Linked DNA regions of Homo sapiens: regions 1 and 2 are each linked to region 3. Evidence: chromatin loops called from intact Hi-C (ENCODE). Cell type or tissue: IMR-90. All regions are shown on one strand. Region 1 overlaps LOC105377123 (a long non-coding RNA gene). Region 2 has its middle 100 kb from the start of PRICKLE2-DT. Region 3 has its middle 42 kb from the start of PRICKLE2.

Region 1 (8,000 bases), 200 kb before region 3:
CACACTGTGCCTGTCTGAGGTCATGGACTGCACTAATCAGCAACTATGGCCCAGATGCCTACCCCTGGGGTGAGAAGCAGGGGTATAGAATCAGCTCTGCAGGGTCAGCCCCACATCCGTCACCTAGACTGAAGGTTGGGGGAAGTGATTTTTCAAAGGAAACTTGGCTGCTCTTACCAGAAAAAGGGAGACTGGGTGCCAGGCAGGGGAAGCCACAACTGCTCTCTACAATGAGACTGTAGAAAAGTTTTTGACAGAGAGGATATTTTTCTCTCCAGTCTGATGCTGGGCCCAAATTTCAAAGAACGGAAGGCTATTAAAAGGGCAAAGGAAGGAAGTACTAATTAAAAGGTCCCTGCCAAGCTCTAGGGTCAGACAGAACAAAGAATCATCCATTAGGGAGGCTCCTAGCCTGGTGTTAACTGCAAGAGCTTTGGGGCGGGACAGAGGTTCAGCTCAGGGCCCTTAGATGTCTGAAACCTCCCGGACTTCATTTTTCTCATTTGTAAAATGGACATAAAATACCTACTTCTATGGTTTATTGGCAGGATTGGATGCTTTAATATATGACAAATCTTTAGGCTGGTGCTTGGCACATGGCTTGTTCTTAATACGTGGTAATGGCTGTAGTGAATGTTGCTGCTAAGCCTCCTCAAATGTTTGAGTCCTAGAGATTCTTCCTCTTAAGCCAAAAGTCTCCTCGGCTCCCCTGAAATCTTTGGTTCCTTATTTTTATTTATTTATTTAGAGACAAGTTCTCATTCTAGAGTGCAGTGGTACTATCATATCTCACTGCAGACTCCAACTCATAGGCTCAAGCCATTCTCGCAACTCAGGCACCTGAGTAGCTAGGACTATAGGTGCACACAACCATGCCAAGCTTAATTTTTTTAATATGTCATTTTGTAGAGACGAGGTCTTTCTATGTTCCCAGGCTGGTCTTGAACTCCTGAGCTCAAGTGATCCTCCTTCCTCGGCCTCCCAAAATGCTGGTTTTACAGGAATAAGCCAACCACACCCAACTCTGGTTCTTTTCTTTTTGAGGAAGAGTCTTGCTCTGTCACCGAGGCTGGAGTGCAGTGGCACAGAGTTGGCTCACTGTAACCTCCACCACCCAGGTTCAAGCAGTTCTCCTGCCTCAGCCTCCTGCGTAGCTGGGACTACAGGCATGTGCCACCTTGCCCAGCTAATTTTTTTTTTTTTTAATTTTTAATAGAGACAGTGTTTCTCTACATTGGCCAGGGTGGTCTCAAACTCCTGACCTCTAGTGATCCACCCATCTCGGCCTCCCAAAGTGCTGGGATTACAGCTGTGAGCCACAGTGCCCAGCCTCTGGTTCTTTTTTTAATAATCCCAAGATCAAGGACTTATTCTAGTACTTATGTTCCTAGAAGTCCTTTGACACTTTTCCAGAACTTTTGCTCTGACTTTGGGGTTATGCAATATGGGCCATGTCAGTGTGGACTACACTGGTGTTGTTTGTATCTATTAGATGCTGGAGAAACAAGATCCCCTATATTCCTTTGATCCGGAATATTCAAATGATGCAGTGTCTTTTCCATATTTCCTTCATGTCAGCTGGCTTTCCAAGGGCACCCTGCACAGCCACATTCCATAACCCACGTACAGTTGCCTCTGGCCACCTTTCTAGGCTCTTCCTGCAGGACGCGCTGCTCTATCTTGCCTTCCCTTCAAATCCTGCCACGGCTCTCAGACTTGACACTCTAGACCTTCCTTGTTTGCTGACTGATACAGTTGGGTGAGGTGTCTTTTTGTAGCAAATCACAGACACCAGTTGAAACAGACTTAATTATTTAATTGAAAAGTCAGAACATAGCAGGATTCAAGGACTTGAACAATATTATCAAGTCTCAGTCTCCATCTCTTGCCTCTACTTTCCTTCCTGTTGGCTTCATTCAGGGAGACTTTTCCCATCCCATAGCAAAATGGCCACCAGCAAAGGCAGCTTACACTGTGGGGGTGAATGCGTGATTTTTCCCAACTCCTCACCCATCCTGCATGCCTGCCTTTTGCCAGTGACTTTGTAGTCTCTTCCACCAGTAGAGTGCATTTGCCATCTCACTGATGTTGGGTGTAGCCATGTACTCTATTTTGGCCAAAGAAATGTGGTTGTAAATGACAGCGTGCCAGTTCTGAGCCTAGGTGTTAAGAGGAACTGCCTGTTTCCATATGCTTTCTCTTGTGCTTGTAGAATTACCATGAGGATATGCTGCAGGTAGCCTCTTTAAAAAAAAAAAGACATTTAGAGAGAAGCTGCTTCACTTGAATGCAGGCTTGCAGCTGGAAGCAGAGGCATGCCAGCTAATCTGAGAAATTGTTAGCATGATAATAAACACTTTCTGATACGTGGGGCTGAGCTATATGAGGGCTCTTTATATAGCATTGTTGTGGCCATAGTTGACTGATGCATAAACTATTTCCATTGCCACCAAAAGAGATTTCTTTTCTTCCTGACGGTTTCAATAAAAATCCTAAAATCCATTTCAATGCACCACACTTAGTTATAGGGCTGAAAGTGAAGAAGAGATGGCTCCCCACAGGAATTTGTGGTGCTCTTACCGGAAGACGGTATAAAGAATGTTGAGAAGTCAAAATGACAGGTTCTCATTGCATCATCCTTGAAGGGGCTGCGGGTACCTGTGTCCGATGTTAAGCCAGGAACCAGCCTTTTCACATCTGTACCGAACCTTATAGGGCAGAGCTCAACCAGATCTAAGAACCAGTTACCAGCTGGCCAGCTAGGGATGCCCAATACATAGCCATTGGTGTTCCACCAAAATCAAAAAGACCTAACCTCTAACTTCTCTCCCTTTCCAGGCCAGAATGGATAAGGTGGGCTTGTTCGGCTGGCAAGCTGCTATTTGGTAACTCACTGCCCTCCTCTGCAAGGCCAGTTCAACTCAGAAAAGTTGTGGGCAGAATGGTTGCTGGGTCCTGATTTAGAGCAGTCCTTTCTTTGCCAGCTCTGGTCTTCAGTTGTACTCTGGGGCTTTAATCTCTAGTGGTGTGGGTGCCCCACCAAGTCTCTGTTCTTGAGAAAGAACAGTCCTGAATTGAAAGCATGATGTGTAATAAATGGAACCCCTTTGCCCTGCTTTATAGGGTCTATTAAGTCTATTAAGCTTCCTGGTGAATATCATTGGAAATTAAGCTGATTTTTAAAACTGCAGAGGCTCTATTTTGCTTTCTTCCCCCAAATCCCACCTTTCTACCTTGACCTTTTTCCTGCTGTTTGGCAGCTGCTGTCTTTAAGGAATGCCACTTGGCTCCAAGATATTCATGGGGCATTTTTGATGGGCATTGCTTTGGGAAAGGGCAAGATTCTGCCTCTTTCTGACAGTATTGTCTTCCAAAGCTGCATGGCAACTCATCCTTCGGCAGGGCATCCATCGTGTAGAAGCTCTTGGAGCTATGAAGAGAAGATTCTGTTTCCTCTACTCCCCAGGGATTGCCCATCACTCTTGCGGTACTACACACCATCCCCATCCTTTGAATGCCAAACCTCTTCATCGAGCTGGGAGAAAATGTTGGGAGAAGGCTGGGGAGGGGGAAAGCAAACACTGGTCAGTGTGTTCACTCTGATTACACCATTGTGGGTGAGACAATAGCTACTGTGAATACAAGCAGGCAGGGTTCAATGCTGCTTTCTTCCCCTCGTCAATGCAATTTTGATCCAGCCAGGGCTACCCTGCAATTTTGATCCAGCTCAGTCTAACTGGGGCAGCCCAACCTGGAAACCAAGCCTCTCTCTGTTGGGGGGTGGCTCCTCTCATCATTTGGGAGGTTATTGGGACCATGCTTGGAACGTCCCATGAACGTGGGCCACTCCAAACCCACCAGAGCCTCCATGAACCAGCCTAATTGTTATTAAAACACATCTTTGATATAGACATGATTGCAAGTACCAATTATTAAGCTGTTGTCCCTCACCCCAGGGCCCACGAACCACTGTTTTGTGATGCAGTGGTTGGGGCTGCCATTTCTCCCGACCAGCTGGTGCCACATTTGGTTCTGCCACTAGGAGGCACCAGAGGGAGAAGGCAAAATTGAAGGATTTAAGAGGGCCTCCCACCTTCTAGTTTGCATCAGCTTCACCCTGGCAATAGCAGTCCGTTTCAGTCTCTAGCTTTCTCAACACACTCAGTACCAGCCTCTCAATCATTACTCTGCTCCGTAATTTACAAAATGTTCCTACTTAACAACGCCAGCCAGATGCAATGGCTCAGTGTGTAATCTCAACACTTTGGGAGGCAGAAACAACAGGATTGCTTGAGGCTAGGAGTTTAAGACCAGCCTGGGCAGTATAGCGAGACCCCATCCCTGCAAAAAGTTTGAAAGTTAGCCAGGTGTGGTGGTGCACACCTCTAGTCCCAGCTGTTCAGGAGGCTGAGGTGGGAGGATCACTTGAGCCCAGGAGTATGAGGCTGCAGTGAGCTATAATTATGCCACTACACACCAGCCTGGGCAACAGAGTGAGACCCTGCCTCAAAACAACAACAACAAAAACCACCTCTGGTGTTTTTTTTGTTTGTGTGTGTGTGTGTGTGTGTGTGTGTGTGTGTGTGTTTTAAATCTCAGCTCTGTGTGTGCGATTTCACTCACAACAAAGAAGAGAAGCATCAACAGCTGGTACAATAGGGAGCAGGGTCCCCTCCTTCCTAAAGATCCAATTTCATCCCGGGTGGTGGATAAGGCTAAGAAGATAAAAAATGACCTTTCACCTCTGGGGACAGTAATGTAAAATTAATTTGAGGCTTTGAACCTAATGAGCTGGCCCATCCTGGTGCGTACCCCATGAATAACACAGTATGTGCACAGCCAGCAGCCCAGCGATCTTTCTTCCTCTGATGGGGCTTGGGATGAGAGGGGGGATGAGAAAGAAACTCATTTTGAAAAATAATCCTCAGAGGAGAGAGGTCTGCTAGGTCTTCATAAACCCAGTATTAGAGGGAGGAAGAGGGGGAGGGGAGGAAGAGAGAGAGAGAGGGAAAGAGAGAGAGAATTATGTGCTTTTAATCTGCTTAGCTTTTCACTGCTGAATAGCTAAAGGGCTCAGACAGGCAAGAATATTGTGAGGTGGTTAAGTCCATGAACTTGGAGTTAGACCCCTTGGGGTCTAGGCTTGATTTGTGACTTTTTAGCTGTGTGATCTCCAGCATGTTTTTAAACTTGTGTTTTTGGGATGTTTGGATTAGATAGTACATGGAAAGTGCTTGTGTTTAGGCTAAGAATCTGGTTATTTTTGCATTTTTTGGCGGTGATTGAGGAAGGGGGGAGCAATTCGAGGGTGATTTATCCACAGAATATGAAGTCTGAGGTTTCTGCTCTGACAAGAGGAAATGTCTAACAGCAGAAGACAAAAGTGAAACCGGGCTGATGCGAATCACTGGGAAACTGGCTTTGGCACCTCCAGAGAATGAACTGTTTCATAGCCTAGCTGACCATCCATGAAAATGGCTGCCTGGAGAGGCAGTGATCAGCCCATCCCTGCAGGTATGCAAACAGAAGCTCTCTCCGCTGTATGAAAGGATGTATTCACTTCTTTCTTTTTTTTTTGGGGGGGGGACAAAGTCTTGCTCTGTCGCCAGGCTGAAGTGCAGTGGTGCTATCTCGGCTCTCTGCAACCTCTACTTCCCGAGTTCAAGTGATTCTCCTGCCTCAGCCTCCTGAGTAGCTGGGATTACAGGCACATGCCACCACACCCAGCTAATTTTTTTGTGTGTGTATTTTTAGCAGAGACAGGGTTTCAGCATGTTGGTCAGGATATTTTCGATCTCTTGACCTCGTGATCCGCCTGCCTAGGCCTCCCAAAGTGATGGGAGTACAGGCGTGAGCCATCACGCCCGGCCTGTGTTCACTTATTTCTAAGGATCTTTCTCCCATTCAAATGCTGGCTATTCCACTTGCTAATTGTGTTGCCTGGGTCATTGAATTTCTTGGAGGCTGGGCTGCTTTATCTGTGGAATCAGGCCAATGGTGCTATTGGCCTCCCTCTTATGATCTCCCTCCCTTTCCCTTTTACTCCCTTCCTGCCACCAACTAATGCTCATGATGTGCTGGGCACTGTGCTAGGCTTGGGAGATACTCAGAGGAAGAAGATGGTATAAGCACTCCCTGGGAAAATACTCAAACACTTAGTTTTAGGTTTAGAAGAAGACAGACAGATGAACAGATAATTATAAAGTAATTCCATAGATGCACTGATGAGATATGCGTTGAGTATTCTGGAAGCACAGGAGAGTGCATCTAACTCTTCAGGTGTGAGACAGAGATGGGGTCAGAGAATGCTTTGGTATTGGGCATTAGTGTAATAATTACATGGTGGGGTATCTCTGGCAGAGGAAGCCATATGAACAAAGACCCAGGGACAAGAAGACAGCATGGTGTGCAGGGAACTATATAAAAGGCAGCACAGCCGGGATAAAAAATGTGAGGGAAGAGTGACGGGAGATAAGGCTGAAGAGTTAGACAGGGGCTAGATCACAGAGGCCCTTCTCTTCCATGTTGCAAATGTGAACCATGAAACATCAGGCTGATTTTAAGTAGGAGACTGGCATGTTTGGGTTTCCATTTGGAACGACCTCTCTGGAGACTGTATAGAGGATGAGTTAGGAGGAGGCAAGGCCAGACCACCAGCTAGCAGTGTTGAAGTCAGGAAGTCATCTAAGCTAGAATGACGATGCCACGAAACATGCTTCTTACGGGGTTGTGGTGAGAATCTGATGATGGAATGCCCCGGGAAGCTTGTAGTAAGACATGAACTGCTTCCCACAAGCCAAGGGTCATTATAATTATGATCACTCTATAAAACATTGGTTTGGGTGCCCATCATATAAACTGGGTCCCTCCCATCACTTACCCAAACAGTGGCAACAAAATCCATACATTTGGTCAAAACCAGTATAAATGGTTGTTGGGCTTAACAAGAACCCTTTAAAAAGTAATGAAACCACTGGGTTGAGAAATAATTTTGCAGATGCTTCTGGGATACAGAAGACTAAATTTTGGTGCTGCTGGAAAGAATGGGGGAGAGAAGCACAATATTAAATTTTGGGCAAACTTGAAATGCACAATTAAATGCAGGCAAACTGGGAGGGCAGATGATACTCTTTGAATAAAACTTATAATAGATTTGGCACAAGAGGGTACTGGAGATGGGCCCAAATGTCTCAAATTTGCTGAACTGTTTTTGCAGACAGCTGGGAATTTACCAGCATTTTCCTTTTTTTTTTTTTTAAAAAAAAAACCAGAATATTTTGGATTTTGTAGACATGCCCTGGAATGCCCCATCTCAGGGAAGGCTAGAGGAATGTCTCAGTGCAAGTGTGGTGTCTGCTTCTACTGATGTTTATGGCAGAGCTGAAAATTGTCTTTAAAATTAACAATAGATGTGCATAAATCTTCCTCAGTTACCTAGCAACTGATACAAGACAACGCTGAGGTTCACAGGGCTGGGTGGAGGTAAACCTGTTTTAGGAAATACCTGGGAGCATTTTAGTAATGCCTGGAGATTGCTTGGAGGGAAAGGAAAACAAATTAACATGACTAATTAAATGTTTGAATTCCTTTGTTTTTTGTTTTTGGTCCTGGGTTTTTTTGTTTGTTTGTTTGTTTTTTGTTTTTGTAAAAATCAAATCAAATAACAAAAAGGTTTCCTAAATCTCTGAGGTTTCTAGCAACAACGAGGGTTTTACAAAGACTAGCTAATTTCTGAGGCCCCTTTCAAGGCTAAAATTTTTAGCCACGTATTAGCCGTATTGCCTCATGAGTAAAATGAGAGGTTAAACTAGGGGAATTGTAGTTTCATCCACATTTCTAGGGTGTATGGTGCAATAGGGCTTTTAGACCAGTTTTGTTGAATCAGACACCAAAGTCATGAATCTGGAATCAAAGTGAATTTTTTTAAAAAGAAAAGATGTTGAAATAATGAAGCAAAGAGACATGGGACTTAAGGAATACATACACACACACACATACAC
Region 2 (8,000 bases), 76 kb before region 3:
GGGCTCACACAAGCTTTCACATAACTCTGTATCTTACTGAATTCTCAGCTGACCAAGGCTGTGATTGATGTGTGCCAGAGTTTGCTGGTTCTCCTCTTCTGTCTGTTGTTGCATTTGTTTAAGGGGCATTCTGATTCAGAAGTGGATAGTGAGGAGAATCCAACACCTTTTCTGGATTTGGAGGGCTTTGTAGACAAAATGCCTGTTACCATGGTGAGCTCACCCTTCTCATGGCTCTAAATCCTCCATGTGCCCCCAACTCCCAGATTTGTACCTCCCTGAACTCAGACTTGCATAGTCAGTGGCTGCCTCATTGTCTCCTCTTCGTTGGCTACCAGACATCTCAAGCTTAACAGGGCCAAAGTTGGACTCCTGGTCTTCTCCCCAAATCCCATCCCAACCATAGAAATTGATGACAATTCCATTTATCTCATTTTTCTCAGGCCAAAAACTTTGGGGTCACTTTTGACTCTTCTCTTGCTCTTGCACCTCACACTCAGTTCACCAGGAAGTGCTGTTGGCTCTACCCTTAAAATATATACAGACTCTGACCATCTCCCACCACTTCCATTGCTACCACCCTGATTGTGGTCACTGTCATCTCTTGCCTGGATTCCAGCAACAGCATTCCTTCTATCCCAGCCCCCAGAGGGGTCCTTGGAAAGCATGTCAGGTCTCTAATCAAAACCCTCCAGTGGCTCCCCCGTCTCCCTCAGTCATCATGTGATCAACAGCTCCTTTCTTCACCCCCAGTTTCTTTCATTTCTCATCTAGTACTGTACTCTCTCAGGCCCACTGTGCTCCAGCCACACCGGGCTGTTCGTAGTTCCTGGAGCATGCCCCTGCCACAGGACCTTTGCACCAGCTGTTCCTTTTGCCTAGAATGCCTTCACTTCCTTCAAGTCGTTCCCTGGTCTACTTTGACAATCTATTTAAAATTTAACACTCTTTCCCCGGTGTGCTCAATTCCCCCAGTGTACTGCTTTTCTTTATGCAGAGTACTTACTACATTCTAATATATTTAGCATTTACTTATTTTTTGTTTGTCTGCCCCTGCTAAATATAGTCACTCCCTCCCTCACGAAATGCAAGGTCAGGAATCTTTTTGTGTTAACTGATGTATCCCAAGGACCTAGAACAGAGCCTGGCAGATAGTGGGTTCTCAGTAATCCTTACTGAATTAATGAGTGAAGCATCATGTCTTCTCAAGTGAGAGTGATTTTAATCTCTTATTCTCATTTAACCTGGTGCACTATCCTGCTTTAGGAGGCACTCTATAAGGTTTTAATTACATGATGAGGCTGGGGCAAATTCCTCCTAAATAAATTGTGACTTAACAGCACCTTCATGTGAACCTCGCATAATTCTTTAGTAATTTCTCTTCTTGAGCCTCCTGGATCCATCTGGAAATCATTCCAACAAACATCCATCCTATATAATAGATCACTATTTTCCTTTTTAATATGATTCTGGCTCCCCAGAGCCTGCAGTCAGCGTCAAGTTGGATTTCTTATCTCTGTTGCTTCATTAAGAGTGTACATATTTGGTTGCCAATGCTACGGTCCTCCACAGTGCAGTTTGTTGCAACAAAAGAAAGTGTTTGCCAAATGATTTGTCAGCATATGTTATAAAGCCACACAGGCACTCTTTATATAACTGGAAAATACTGATCCCAATTAGTGACAGATGAAAGACCAAGAGGGAAAGGCTGTGTTGCTTTATTCAAAGGAACTTAAGGGGTTCATGCAAAGGTGTAGGGGTGGGGTGGAGAGGAAGAGGGAAAGAGAGGCAGAGAATAGAAAAGGAGCAGATTGTGGGTGATGGAATAACATTTTGGAACCAAGGAAACGGGGATTTAGCATCATAGGTGCCAGTTATCTGTCTTCTTGACTCCTAGCATTCTTCAAGGTAATAACCTTTCCAGGCCAACTGGTCTTATGCATTAGCTCTTTGGAAGACAAACATTCTTGGGCTTTCTGAAATGCCAGTGATTGGAGCTGACCTCCCCAGGAGCAGGAGCTCAGCCTTTGTGTCATGCTGAGCCCCCAGGTGGGTTGGTGAGCTGTGATGCATGCACAGTTGGGGAAGGAGGCCCTAACTCCTGAGCTTGGCAGCCATTTGTGAACTCAGCAGCTTGTAATCCTTCCTGCCTTTGGAAGTGACTCACCTACACATCGGGAGAGCATGTTAGGCGAGCCTGGCCTCTTCTCCGAGAATAAATATTTGACCTGTTGATGTTCTCCAGGCGTCTTCCTAATTAGGAAACTCAGACAGATCTCTAAGAACAAAACCAAACATGGCTTCCCATTGCAGGGCAAAGCCCCTTTCACTTGTGTTAAATACCAAAGCCTGCAGCATACAGATTGTTGGTGTCTCAAAGGCATCTTTTAGGCTCATCTCCTGTGAAAAAATGTAACAGTGGCATTTTCATTTGCTTCCACTGGGAAAAGAGAACTTCCCGTATCAAGACCAAATGTTTATCGGGTAAAAAGTTTCCTTTGTTTACCATTCTTTGGACAATGTCTGCCTGTAGTTGTAGATGCTTGCAGGACAGACAAATATATCTTTTCAGGTGGTGAGGTAGCTGACCTCTAAATTAATTGACCCATGAGGGATGATGCTTTTTTCTAACACTTTGCATGCCTGGGGGTGCTGTAAAAATAGCCTCTTGTTCACGCTGAAGCTCCCTGGAAGGTTTTTAAATTGAGTGAACTGAAGAATTTACAATAGTTAGGTCATGGAGGGGGTTTTTTAATTGTATGATGTAGCTGAGAAGATATCTGTAAGAGGAACTCAGACATCTGAATCACAGACTAAATGGGACACTCAATGTGCTCATCTTGTCATGTGTGGTTTGGGGTTCAGACTCCTCTACTTCAAGTTACTGTTCTTTAGCCAGCAGTTTCCTCTGGATGAAAACCAGCCTTCCCCCCACTCTCCCTGTCATGTCAACAGGAAGATATTTTACATTAAGAAAAGATTCCTGGGAAATGAAGAAAGAGAGCTGGGAGTTGGGCTGAAAAACTGCAAACGGTTCTTGAATCAAGTGATTTTTGTCTTTCTGTCTGGTTGGCAAGGTGACTTCACCCACATCCCACTCACACATTCATCCGAGAGTAAGTCCAAGCTAAGGATACAAAAGGCAGTCTGTGGCAACACGTTCCATAGAACAGCTACGATGAACATTAAACATGTTTAATTATCAGCCCAGATGTATATCCTGTGTGTTGGATAGCGCAAATCTAGCAGAGGAGGGATGAGAAACAGGCTCTTCTCCATGGTTAATAATGTCATATCTATCTTTGGGTAGCATCTGATTACAACCGTGTCTATTATTTAAAAGGTTCTTTAAAAAAACATGACCACAGGGGAAAATGGAGTGGCTGTTCTCTTCCTGCCGTCTGCAGATTATGTTTTAATCATGCCGCATCTAAAGATGCAGCGTTTTCTCATGAAATTTGTCAAAACTAATAAGGCGATTTTCTAACCTATGGTAACCCCACTTAAGTAATTTATGTAATTACTTAGGACAACCCAGGCCTGCTCTAGGTTTTTAGGCCATGTTATTCTTTTTCTTTATTCCCTTCAAGACCTACTTGGGATGAACCAATACCCCTAGGTTAAGCACTTCCACTCGAATCTTGTAAATGTATGTGCAGCTGCATTTTCAAGGGATGAAAACATTGCTGTTTAGACGTTAGGTTCATTTATATAGAAGGAGATTTTAATGAGAACAGCTTAGAGGGCATGATACTTTTAGGGTCTGGGGAGAGAGTTAAATGAGAGAGAAGCAAGACCTCCTTGAAGCTGCCATAGTCCTAGAAATCTAGACTACTAAGCTGTGAAGGTATTTAGCCAAGCCTGGGGTGGTGGAGGGGCAGGGGGGCAGAGGGTTGTTGGGGGAGCTTGCAGGGAAGAAAGCATTCTTGTCAGACTGTACTCTGTGGAAGCCTGGGGCCCTACATGTTCCCTGAATGGGTAATGACTCATGGTGGCATACCAAAACTCAAAGCAAGGGTCAGCAAACTGTAGCCCGTTTTTGTAAATAAAGTTTCATTGGAACACAGCCATGTGATTTGTTTCATTATCATATGTGGCAGCTATTGCGTTACAGTGGCAGGACTGAGTAGTTGTAACAGAGACCATATGACCTCCAGAGTTAAAAAGATTTACTATCTGACCCTGAAAAGAAAGAGTTTGCTAACCCTTGAACTAAAAGGCTGGATTTTCAACTTATAGGCCACAATTTCCCAAGGGCATCCATTGATGGGCATCAGTGTAATGAATCTCCTGAAGTTATATGCAGAATATTTTATATGTGCACATGCCCACATAGGATTTTCTGGCGAGAGAGTGCATGGATTATAATAGGTTTTCCAACGTGTCTATGATCCTAAGATGAAGATCCTTAACTTGAAAGGATATGCAAATTTTACCCCAGTTTACACTCTTGACTTCTGCTTTCCCTTGTATTCTTTTTTTATCCTAAACTCTTTAGGATCCTGCTAAGTAATTGGTCTGAAAAATAAATTATATCTGAAGTCTAACAGGAAAGTATTTTATTCCATAAGAACAGTTTTATCTTAACCAGGGCCTTTCATGCTAGAACCTTAAGGTGTATGTTATAGGGACAGCATGAGAAACTAGATCACGGATGGGGTGGGAGAGGGGGCTGCATGGCCAGGAAACTGCTGGCTGGAGGGGTGTGGAAGTTTGCATCCTGCCTAAGGAGACAGTAAGGGCAGTTATCTTCCTGGACAAATAAGGACATAAAACCATAACAGTAGCTTCTTTTTAACAATGTGTAAGGCAATATGCTGAGCATGTTATATGAAATATCTGACTTCATGCTCAACATCCCAGCAAATGGATGTCTGTAATATTAGAACAGTGGCCAGCACAAAGTATGCACAATGTAATTGTTAGTGATTATCCTTTATCATCCTCAGCCTCACCATTCCCATTTATCATTTGAGGAAATTGAGGCTCAGACTTGTTCAAGATTTCCCAGCACCTAAATAACAAAGGAGGAACTGGAAGTTGGGTCTGTCAGTTTCAGAGAAACTGGAAGCCAAGTCTGTTCAATTCCAAAGTTTTCACCTTTTAAAAAACCCTATTCTGACCAACTCCACATACCCCAGTATGTGAGTCCTCTTTCAAAAGGCACCCAGAAAGGCTCCTGTGATAGTGGTGTTAAGAGACACATCTTCTCCCACATTTCCACCTTATCTCACTTCCTTGAGAACCTTACCTTGAGTATCTTGGTTCCAAACCAGTGGGTCTCAAGCCTCGCTGTCCATCAATGTCACCTCGGACAGATTCTCAGTTACCATGCCAGGACCTTCTGCATCAAAACCTCTGGGGGCGGGCCCTGGAAATCTGTGTATTTCATAAACCTCAGTGGGTAGTTATGTTCTGGCCAGCCAAGCATTGGTCCATCAGCTGCCACTTGGACATCCCTATTCTAGATGCCACCTAGACTCTGGCCATGTAAGGCCATGGGGGTGAGGGTGGGAGTGTGTAACTGCTGCTAAGAGCTGACTGCTTGAACCAAGGTGACTCACCCCCCTTTTGGAAACAGGCAAGATGTTCCCTCTTTGCAGTTGGGTCCTCCTGTCCAAACAGAGCCAGCAGTCTGTGGGTGGTCCCAGGCATGCAGGAGGGCTCCCTTCTGGCAGAGCCAAGAAAGAACAGGCTGAGATGCAGTTGGTTCTTAGGAAAGGAATAGAGAAAGGTGGGGGTGGTTGGCCCAGAAACAGCAGGATTAGGAAGTCATTCGGAACTCCAACTGGAGCTGGAGGAGGAAGAATTTTTGTTTTTTCCTTTAGGCCTCATTTTAAGGTCTTTACTACATCTTCATTTAATTCATAAGAGCCATGGAAGTTTAGAACTGTCCTGAAAAAAAAAAAAAAAGAGAGAAAGTAAAGAAACGCACATTATAACAAATTATAGCCCTGTAGTTTAAATCCTCGCAGGTCTAAATTACGTACTGACTGAAAAAATGAGAGGAGAAGTCCACGGGGTTGGAAATGGCTGTGGAACACAGCAGGCGAGCTTGCCAGATTCTCCATGAGAAATCTGCACCCCTCTCAAAACAATTAGAGCAAGTTGCTCTGTGTGTGCGTGTTTGTGTATGTACGTATTTGCTAGTCTGCACTGGTCTTTTGCGGGGGTCGGAGCAATTAACCTTGTTTTTCCTTTTAGCTAGAGGTCTGGAAAGAACTTGCAGCATTTAAAATTTGGAAAGTACACAGGGAACAGACGTATTTATGTTAAACTCGATATTTGAGAGTCTTCTTTCCTCCGAAGCAACATGAGTAACTACCAGTGGGAACTGACTACTTTGAGTCATGCATGTAGATTTCTGTCTGGCTTTTCCTGGTGAGCTGATGTCCTTGGAATCTCAGGGGTATATGAAAATGTCATTCCTAGCGTTTTGCTAAAGCGCTCTTCCCCTGCGTTAACTCATGCAGTGGGGGATGTCATCAGTGAAGTGTAAATTGCCCATAATATCTCGGCTAATTAAATTATTAGACAAGTAAGATCCTTTCACAGTCTAACTTCTCTAAATTATTTGCTGCTCAAACCCATCCAGATAGAAAGTTTGGATTGGGATGCAATCTCATGTTCTATTAGTATATGGATTTAAGAAGAGATGGCGGATGGAGTCAGCCTAATTAAAATGAAAATCTCATTAGGTGAGGAGAAAGAGAGAAATTCAGTGTCACACTTGTACTACATTAACAATCACTTCTCTCCCAACCATCTTCCTTTGGCTGAATTGTTCTTATTTAGAGACCAAGACACAAGCTCAGTTGGCTTGCTGGCTTCTCTGCCCCCTTGGGGAAGGGGGACCAAACTAGAAGCTTGACTCTTCCATAGAGAGTATTAGAAAATTCCAGGGAGAACTGGCTTCAGAGCTGGTGGCTGTGTTAATTATAGCCCAGGGCCTGGAGGGACCTCATTGCCTGGCCACTCATCATCATATTCATTTTTCCTCAAGAATAAAAATATTTCTGTTTTTAACAGCAGGCAGGTACAGAAGTGGGGCTGGGCCAGGCTTAAGGGGAGCGACTGAGCTCCAGCCTCTGACCTGAATCATTAGAACTGTCTTTAGGATGGGTAAATAATGGAAGTGGCCCTAGGCCCTTATTTTTATCCAACAGCTTTATTGAGATATTATATATTTCACGTACCATACAGCTCACCCATATAAAGTATACAACTCAACGTTTTTTGGTGTATTCCCGTGGTTGTTCAACTGTCACCATTAACTCCAGAACATTTTTATCACCCAGTGACTAGCATTCACAGCCAGGCACAGTGGCTTATGCCTGTGATCGCAGCACTTTGGGAGGCCGAGGTGGGAGGATCACCCAAGGTCAGGAGTTTGAGACCAGCCTGACTAATGGTGAAACCCCCTCTCTACTAAAAATACAAAAATTAGCCAGGTGTGGTGGCAGGTGCCTGTAATCCCAGCTACTCAGGAGGCTGAGGCAGGAGAATTGCTTGAATCTGGGAGCCAGAGGTTGCCGTGAGCCAAGATGGCACCACTGCACTCCAGCCTGGGTGACAGAGCAAGACTCCAACTCAAAGAAAAAAAAAAAGATTAGCATTCACTTTTCCCTCCACCTCTCCGTCCCTGAGCCCTAGGCAGTCCCCAATCTACTTTCTTTCTCTATGGATTTGCCTATTCTGGACATTTTGTATAAATTGAATCATACAATATTCAGTCTTTTGTGACTGGCTTCTTTCATTTAGCATAGTTTTCAAGGTTCAACCAAGTTGGAGCCTGTATCAATATGTCATTCCTTTTTATTGCTGAATAATATTTCATTGGATGGATATACCACACTTTGTTTATTCAAGTGTTGGTGGGCATTTGGGTTGTTTCTGCTTTTCAGCTATGATGAATAATGCTGCCATAAATATTCATATATAGGTTTTTGCATAAACATATGTTTTCTTTTCTCTTGGATATATTTCCTGGAGTAAAATTC
Region 3 (8,000 bases):
GTCCTATTACACAGACGTTGGGCCTTCTCATTATATTCTCCATATCTCTTTATCTCTCAGATATTTTTCAACTCTTTATCCTTTTGTGCTTTATTTGTGTAGTGTCGTGAGATCTACGTTTCTTGCTTTACTAGTATCTATTTAACCTGTCCTTTGAGTTTTTAATTTTAGTGGATCTATGGAGAGGAGTAGTCATCATGTCTTGTTCTTTTTAAGGGTTTCAATTTTAGCTTCAGTGTTTTAAATCCTTATAAACTTTCTCATTCCATGTTTCTTTTCAGAATGTCAATTGTTTTATGACCTGTAATTCTTGAGCCTCTTATTCTTTTATTTGTTGACTTGTAACATCAGTTTCTTGGATGTTGTATAATTTACCGTTGGGATCTCATGCTTGTGGGATTGGTTGTAGCCTGGGTTGTAGAAGTGGCCAGAGAAATCTTCATTTGTTTCTATAAGGCATTCCTGGCATGTCACGAACAGGACTAATTTTAATATTAATTTTTTTAGTCAGAGCTTCCTGATTTTGACTTTTGTTATTCCTAGAATCTCATGAAAGGCACAGCCCTAGGATTTCTCATTCTCAGTTAAAACATTTCCCTCTCACCCACAATACAGGTAGAGACAGACAAGTTTTACCTAGGTGGTTGTCAATTTTTCCAATCTATTTGTTCATTGAAGGTGCAGCCCTCAGTGAATATTTTTGGCTTTCTACAAAGGTCTTGTAACAGCTTCCTGCTTCTCTTTGTCCCAAGGCACTGTCTGTCTCCTGTGTGGGCATTACAATCCTAGCCCCTAGGGAACCAAGACAACCCTTTTGTCTGCCACCAACCACTCTTCCCTCTCTCTCATAGCCACAGCATAACTTTGCATGCTTCTTACTCTTGTTTTTAATTACCTCTTTATTTCTTGGTATTTTCCTGTGGTTTTTTTTTTGTTTTTTTTGTTTTTTTTTGTTTTATGTAAGGTCTCATGCTGTCACCCAGGTTGAAGTAGATTGGTGCCCTCATGGCTCAATGTGGCCCTGAATTCCTGGGCCGAACCAACCACCTCAGCCTCCTAAGTAGCTAGGACTACAGGTGCACACCACTGCAACCAGTTAGTTTTTTATTTTGTGTAGAGATGGTGTCTTGCTATGTTGCCAAGTCTGATATTGAACTCACGGCTTCAATGATCCTCCTGGTGTGGCCTTCCAAAGTGTTGGGATTACAGGTGTGAGCCATCGTGCCCAGCCTTCCTTTCTTTATTGTGAGTCAGCTAGGCATTTAAAATAATTTTTGTTATATTTTATCTAGCATGTCTAGGTATTTGAAGAGTTGGAATTTTCAGGTTGTCATCATTTGCCATTTTGCCAGAACCAGGACCTTGTTACAAGCTCATGGTAAAAGGTTCAAATAATATACAAGGACATATGATGAAACGTTAGTGTCCTTATCCTCTTAGATCTGCCTAGGCCTCAAATCACCTTGTCAGTAACAACAACCTTTATCATTTTCTTAGGCATGGTTCTAGAAGTACTTTTTGCATATACAGCATATGTATGTGCACATACGTAATACATGAAGATGTTTTGTGCAAGCAGAAATATGTTTTACTATCTGCACTGTACTTAGCAATGTATTGAGGAGCTCAGTGCATACTGGTGCACTTAGTTCTTCCTCTTCTTTCTCATGACTGTATAGTATTCTATCATATGGATGTATCATAATTTACTAACGTCCTGTATTATTGGATAATTATGTTTTCAGTTATTTTGATCTTATAAACTATCCTACAATAAACATTCCTTTACATATGTCTTTGCTTGTATATCATTTAGCATAATTCACTTCGTCTGTTTCCTTCTCTCCCCTCCTCCGCCTGCCACCACTATGGGTTACTTGTGGTCAAGGACTTTATCTTTCATTGATGATCCTAGTACCTGGCATGGGGCCTGGCACTGAGCTGGCACTTAACTCACGTTTGTTTCATTAATAACTGTGCTCACTACAAAGTCAGATCAGCAGTCAGACTCAGTCCAAATCTCCAGCAAATGTATTTTAATTGCAGTGATAACAACAGCTATTGACTGTTCAGTTGTCCGAGGTTATTGACTGAGTGCCTCCTCTGGACTAAACATGAGCTCATGCAATCTTTACTACAACCCTATGAGATGGTAAATTTCATGATCATGCTTTACAGACAAGGAAACTAAAATGCAGGTTACCTACCTGTAAGAGGGAGAGTCCATATATGAACACAGTTTTGTGTGAAATTAATGCCTGGCCTTTTGACTACTCTCTTAATTAACAATTGTACTGGCATAGCCAACATGGGACATATTTCCATTGTTCATTCTTTTGTGTATTCATTCATTCAATCAATAAACAAACATTTACTGAGAGCTCACGACGTTCCAGGTAGGGAGTGATATGTCTTGATAAAAACATTCCTACCTAGGTAGAATTTACAGTGTAAAGGGAGTGACAGATTAAGCAAAAAAGTGAAAATGTGATGAGTGGCTGAAAAGAGACATAAGCAAAGGCTTTAGGAGCACCAAGAGCAGAGAGCCACGAAGGCCTCCAGTGTCTGTGATAAACTGGATGAGCCTTGAAGGACAGCAGTGGGTTGAGGGGGGCACAGGAGGGGTGAAGCCTAGGATTCCAGCATGCCCCCTGTTCCTTGTGTGCGTGGCACAGTCGAATCTTTCTCTTCCAGCCACTGCCAGCTCTCAGGACCTCTGGTGTGAGGGCCAGAGAGCCTGTGTCCTTCTGCTTTTGAAAGGTGGCTCAGCACTCCATTAGCCCTTTCTAATTTTAAAGTAGTAGCTCCCTTGATTGAAATCTCAATTTGGGAACAGGCCTAGGATTGGCCTGTGGCTCGAGATTTTCACCAATAAGCTGAGTGGGAGGTGGGGAGGTGTCCCTTTAAGCAGCCGGGAGGCAGCCCAGAGAGCTTGGAGCTCCTCTCCCCAGGACCTGAGCGATTTTCCTGGATCCGGAGCTGCGCACAGAGCAGCTGCCGCCCCAGGAATGTTACCTGCCTTGTGCGGAGCCCCTGCAGGGCCCCCTTCGGCTCCGGGCAGTTGGCTGCCGACGCCCCGCTGGGTTCCTTAGCTGCGGCCGCTACCCCTGCCCCTGGGTCTCCAACCCCCTTTCCCCGGCTCCCCCGCAGTTTCCCGGGCCGGCAGAGGCGCCGCAGCGTCGGAGCAATGCAAGGCTAAGCCGGGTAAGTGGCCCCCCCATAGCCGGGGAGCACAGAGGGCGGCGCAGGGGCATGTTTGCTCCTGGTTTCAGGAGCTCCCCTGAAAAAGGGGCCTTGCAGCTGGAAACTAAGCTCTGGGAGAGATGCGCTTTGCCACCCAGACGCTGGGAAGTCAGGAGCCCCGCGGTGGGGACCTGGTGAACTGAGGGTCTGAGTGTCAGCCACCTTTCGCGCAGCCACTTTATTAACCAGCAATGGTAATCATAATATCACGAGGCGATGGTGGTATTATTGTATTAGGACTACTTAAGAGGGAACATGAAAACATCCCTGGACTTGCTTTTTAAATAGCCTTTATTCTCTTAGAATTCATTTTCCCCTAAATATTTAAAAGGTATTTACTGTTAATGACCTAGTTATTTTCTATTCAAAATATTTCTTAACATCTCCAGGAAGATCTACTTTAAAACATGACTTACTTCTTCCCACATACCTTTATATTTTGAGCTTATATCCCCGAAAAGATAAAAGTTGTTTATTTTCCCAGAACTTTAAAAATCCATTTCTTTGCTTCTTGGTGGACTTCGGTAATGAAGCAACTCTGGATTTGTTAATGTGTTCTTTCTGAATTGGGGTAGGTGGAGAGGGCCCTTCTCCTAGCCCTTCCTAGCTCTACATGGGGGAGTGTATAGTTTGGAGATGAGAGAGTTAATTCTTACTTTCCAAGTTGCCAAATGCACCCTCTCAGATGCTGGAAGAGTCAGGACTTGGTGAAGGTTGGGATTACAAATCTGGAGTGCCTGGGCAGCCGTGCCCTGGGAAATTTTAAAACCAAAATAATCAGGAAAGATTGTGGGTAGGTGCTGGGTAAGATTTAAAAGATGAGGTTTCAGCTCCCCCCACCCATCTGTTCACTTGTGTGTACCTAAGCAAGAGGTTGAGAATCGAATGCAGAGGGTCAGTTTACTTTTTTTTTTTTTTAAGATGAGGCAGCTGGAAGACATGCCTTCCAAAATTGGAGCAGAGTCTGATGTGTGGATTGCCAAATTCCATTTCCGCCCATATTAAATTATTTTGGCTTCTAGAAGCCCTTATTTTGCTGGGCCGGCCTTTATTTGCAGTTGTTTAGGTGGTGTGAATCATTTGTATACTTTGAGTTCCCTGCTTTCTGTACGCAAATGTTTTTATCTGTGCAGCTAGTTGAGTAATTAGAGACATGGACATGGCCCTGTCTGTACAGACAGAACAAATACCACTTGGGGAAGATCTGGGCCTTTCCTTTTCAAATCATCAATTGCCAAATCTTCCCAGCCTGTTGGGCAATTCAGATAAAGGTGTCAAGTGAGCTGGGCAGTGAAGAATTTATATATGCAGCTGATTCTGCTCATCCTACAATAAAGCATCTTCCCATGGGGCCAAAAAGTGGGGGTTAGGGAGGCATATAAAAATGATCCTGTGTTCTTAGTCACTGACTACCCAGCTCTCTCTGGATTTCTGAGAACCTGCCAGGAGAAACTGTTGACTGGATGGAAGTTTCAAGAAATGCAGAACAGAAATCAGGACAAGCCCTCCTTGAGCAACTTTTATTTCTGTTTGGAGGAAAGGAACACTTTGTTAGAATAACAAATTGTGGCTGCTTTTCAAGACCAGAAAACCGTTCTTCTTCTGAAGGCAGATTCGTTTTAAGAGTGTGAATCATTTGGTTTAGCTTTTTTTTTTTTCTTTTGCGGTGGAGGCTTGGAGATGATTAAACGTCCTGTCTGCAGGAAATTACCAGGAGATTTGAGTATTTTCCTGAATCAGCCTCAGATGGTACACAGCTTTGGGTGTAATACAAGAAAGCTCTGTTACAAGGCAGTCTTTCCTCAGTGATACCCTCAATCTCACACAGGCTTTCAAGCCTCTGCATCAACAAGCCTTTTATTTTTTATTTTCGGGGTTGTACTTCCATTTAAGAAACTGAAATAACTCTCTCATTCCCTCTGTGAGCTTAAGATGGAACTTATTTTTGAGACAGTTTTATCGAGCCCACTTCCCCACTAGCCTCCTCCCACTTAGCTTCAACAGGAAAAACTCTTGGCTTCTTTTCCCAAGATTTCTTTTAAGCCAGAATTGTTATCCTTAGGGACACAGATGTGTCGAGGAATGAGAGGTGCAAAGGTTTGAACTAGCACTCACCAATTTGGTGGTGACATTTATGGTCTTTGTGGAGCTGTTTGCAGAGCAGGCTAAGTGGTCTTGTGTTGGGTTTGCCCTGAAGTACATCAACAATATAGAAAATGGGCAATGAAAAGACGGTAAGAGGCAACTGAGGGACATGCGTGCTGCTTTGTGTAGCTGTGTATGCAGAGATCTGTGGGTTTTTAAAAATAATTTAGAAAACCAAATCTCAGAGATGCTGTGCTCCCCAGGCTGTTTTTCTTAATCTTTCCTGAAAAGTACTCAGTCACATTAAGCACTTCCTATCACTATCATAAAGTAGGAGAGCGCTAGGTGAATATAAACTCTGTGCGATATTCTGATGTCAATGAGAGGAAGCAGAGGGAATGATTTTTTTTAGCTACTAAAACACAGAATGGTAATCCTAGTTGAATATAATGAGACTTTATGGAAATTGTATTGAGGTTTAAATGTGATGTTCCAAAAAAGTTTCTTTGATATTTTTTATTTTCTCAAAATCTGAATGGTGAGGAATTCTTTTCTGGGATACTTAGCATTTGATTGCCATTCAGTTTTTTTTGTTTGTTTGTTTTTTGTTTTTCTTTTTGCTTTGTTTTGTTTTGTTGGTGATGTTTTTTCATATCCTGCTCCTCTGTGTGACCAGCAAAGGAAGGCTCATTTTTGCAAAGATTGTAATCTGGACAACTTCCAGAAGAATGGAAGATGTAGGGGTAGCGGAGGGAACAGACGCAGGTACTGTGGGACTCAATGTCTGGGAAAACTCATGAATGATCTCCCTGCAAGATTAGCCCAGAGGCCTTTGAGAATTGCTTCATATTTGACTTTTAACAGCCAGCCTGTGTAGAGAAATCCTTGTACCTATCACTAGGGTCTCTCCCTCTTCACAAAGCATCTTCCCAGGCAAGATGCCAATCCACAGGGAGCGTATACGTGACATTGCTTATCACATCTTTCAAAGGTTGCTTCTTACTACTTTTTCTTTAAAACAGCTACTATTTGATCTCTTGGGAACATTTGCAAAAGGTTACTCTGCATTCACCCAGGCTGCTGTAATTAGTCACTGGTTTTGTTTTATATTTTCTGATGATTGAGGCTCTGTTCAGGCTTCTGGGGATAAGCAAACATCTGTTGAGTTGGATGTTAGATAAATTCTAATTTTGAACACTAAGTTGTCCAGGCTGGAGAAGAGGTCTCATCTTGCCATATTATAAATGATAACATCAGTAAACAGAATGATGCCTGTTAACTTACTGAGCTTTTGCCAAGCACAGACTTAACGTCTTACCAGTCTTTCTCAGACTTTATAGTGCATAGGGATATCCTTCAGGGAGTCTATTTCATAGGTCTGTAGTATGACCTGGAAATCTGCATTTAAGAAATATCCAGGTGGAACTCTGGACTTTATCTTGAGAAGCACGTCGCTGTTTGCTCTTTATTACTGAAAAACCCTTACGACAACCCTATGAGGGTTGGTGCCATCAGCCAGCCTATTTCACAGATGATGAAGGATAAGCTCAAAGAGGTTTGGTAACTCCCCTGAGACACAAGGCTACCAAGTGGCCATGCGGGGGACCTGGACCTACAACTGTCTAATTCCAAGCATCTACCTGGGATGCTTCTTAAATGCAGCCTGTGCTCTCAAGCATTTGCTCTTGGTGGATTGTTGGCGGGTTGTGGAGTGGGGGGTGGGGTGGGCGGTCTTCTCTTTATAATTTATACTCAGTAACCACCCTTCCCACTGCCCTGCCGCCACTCTGCCGAAGCCTGCTTCTCTAGGATGCTGGCATTCTGTAGACAGCAGTCCATGAGGTCCCCATTTAGACAATCCACTGTGATGGAATTGAGGGAGACCACATGGGGCAGAGGCCCTCGTGGCAACAACTTGAGGAGTGTTCAGCTCATTTGCCTTGGGTTCTTTAAGTTCTGAACCAAGATGACCCAAGATAAGGCTGATTGACTGTGAAGTGCTTTTAATTCCTGCAGCTTTTGGAATTCTTAAGACAGTTATGTTTCCATCAAGGGCCCTTTCTACCTGGATGTAGGTGCCACTTTCTTGCCTCCAATCCATAATGCCTCCCACAGGATCCTTTCACAAGACCTCACCCTACACAGCCCCAGAAAGTTGAAGCCATTTCCTAATGCTCAAGGCCTGAGCTCACTTGCAGCCCTTCCTGCATTCTCTGTATATCCCCCCATTCTGAGTGTAATCCTGTGGAAAGTGAACTCAAAGGGAATATTGTAAAGAGGAGAGGCAGAGACTGAACAAAGCCTCATTTAAGCTTCTTGCCTGATTCTCCCTTGGCCTGACCTGATTTCTCCTAGTCTTTGGGGCACATGGACCAGGAATGATTTTTCTTGCTTAATTGCTGCAGAATTGTGGATACAGGACAGACCACTTAACCTCATGAGCTTCAGCTTCATTATCTGTAAAATGGTATGTTCATGTCGACCCTTTCTCCTTCGGGTACAAGTGATGTAATGTCCAAGAAGGCACTTTGGACTTTGTTTAAACACATTTTGAAAACTTACTCATGTTGCCTTCTAGCAGTGGTTCTCTTACTGTGATATTGGGAATACCTGTTTGGTGAATTGCTCTTCTAAAAAAGAAAACAAAAAAAGGCGCCATGTGTGCGTGGAAC

What was found. Hi-C counts contacts between places; a loop is a spot of excess contacts. Peaks named below come from ENCODE experiments on the same cell type or tissue, not always from the same donor. Only the 100,000 strongest peaks of a DNase experiment are listed, where the experiment ranks them.
Region 1: it touches region 3 in a loop (2.7-fold over the local background); 4 of 110 quality-filtered maps call a loop at or near these places.
Region 2: a loop joins it to region 3, with 3 times the contacts of the local background. A loop is called at or near these places in 14 of 110 quality-filtered maps.

What each region holds. Positions count from the first base shown.
Region 1 is chr3:64,459,782-64,467,781 of GRCh38, reverse strand. All of the region lies in intron 5 of LOC105377123 (a long non-coding RNA gene), which reads left to right. Among named protein-coding and RNA genes, the nearest start is that of PRICKLE2-DT, 19 kb to the right of the region's middle. In IMR-90, a CTCF peak has its summit at 4,048 (motif pointing right); DNase peaks (open chromatin) are centred at 5,381, 6,711 and 7,861; H3K4me3 peaks cover 680 bases; H3K27ac peaks cover 1,994 bases.
Region 2 is chr3:64,339,131-64,347,130 of GRCh38, reverse strand. No RefSeq gene overlaps it. Among named protein-coding and RNA genes, the nearest start is that of PRICKLE2-DT, 100 kb to the left of the region's middle. RefSeq lists an enhancer at 1,745-2,326. In IMR-90, no CTCF peak of the experiment used is centred here; DNase peaks (open chromatin) are centred at 1,570, 2,140, 3,990, 6,330 and 1 weaker place; H3K4me3 peaks cover 509 bases; H3K27ac peaks cover 4,267 bases.
Region 3 is chr3:64,263,103-64,271,102 of GRCh38, reverse strand. It overlaps a transcript of PRICKLE2 not described here. Among named protein-coding and RNA genes, the nearest start is that of PRICKLE2, 42 kb to the right of the region's middle. In IMR-90, a CTCF peak has its summit at 3,165; DNase peaks (open chromatin) are centred at 2,892 and 4,822; H3K4me3 peaks cover 3,020 bases; H3K27ac peaks cover 3,025 bases.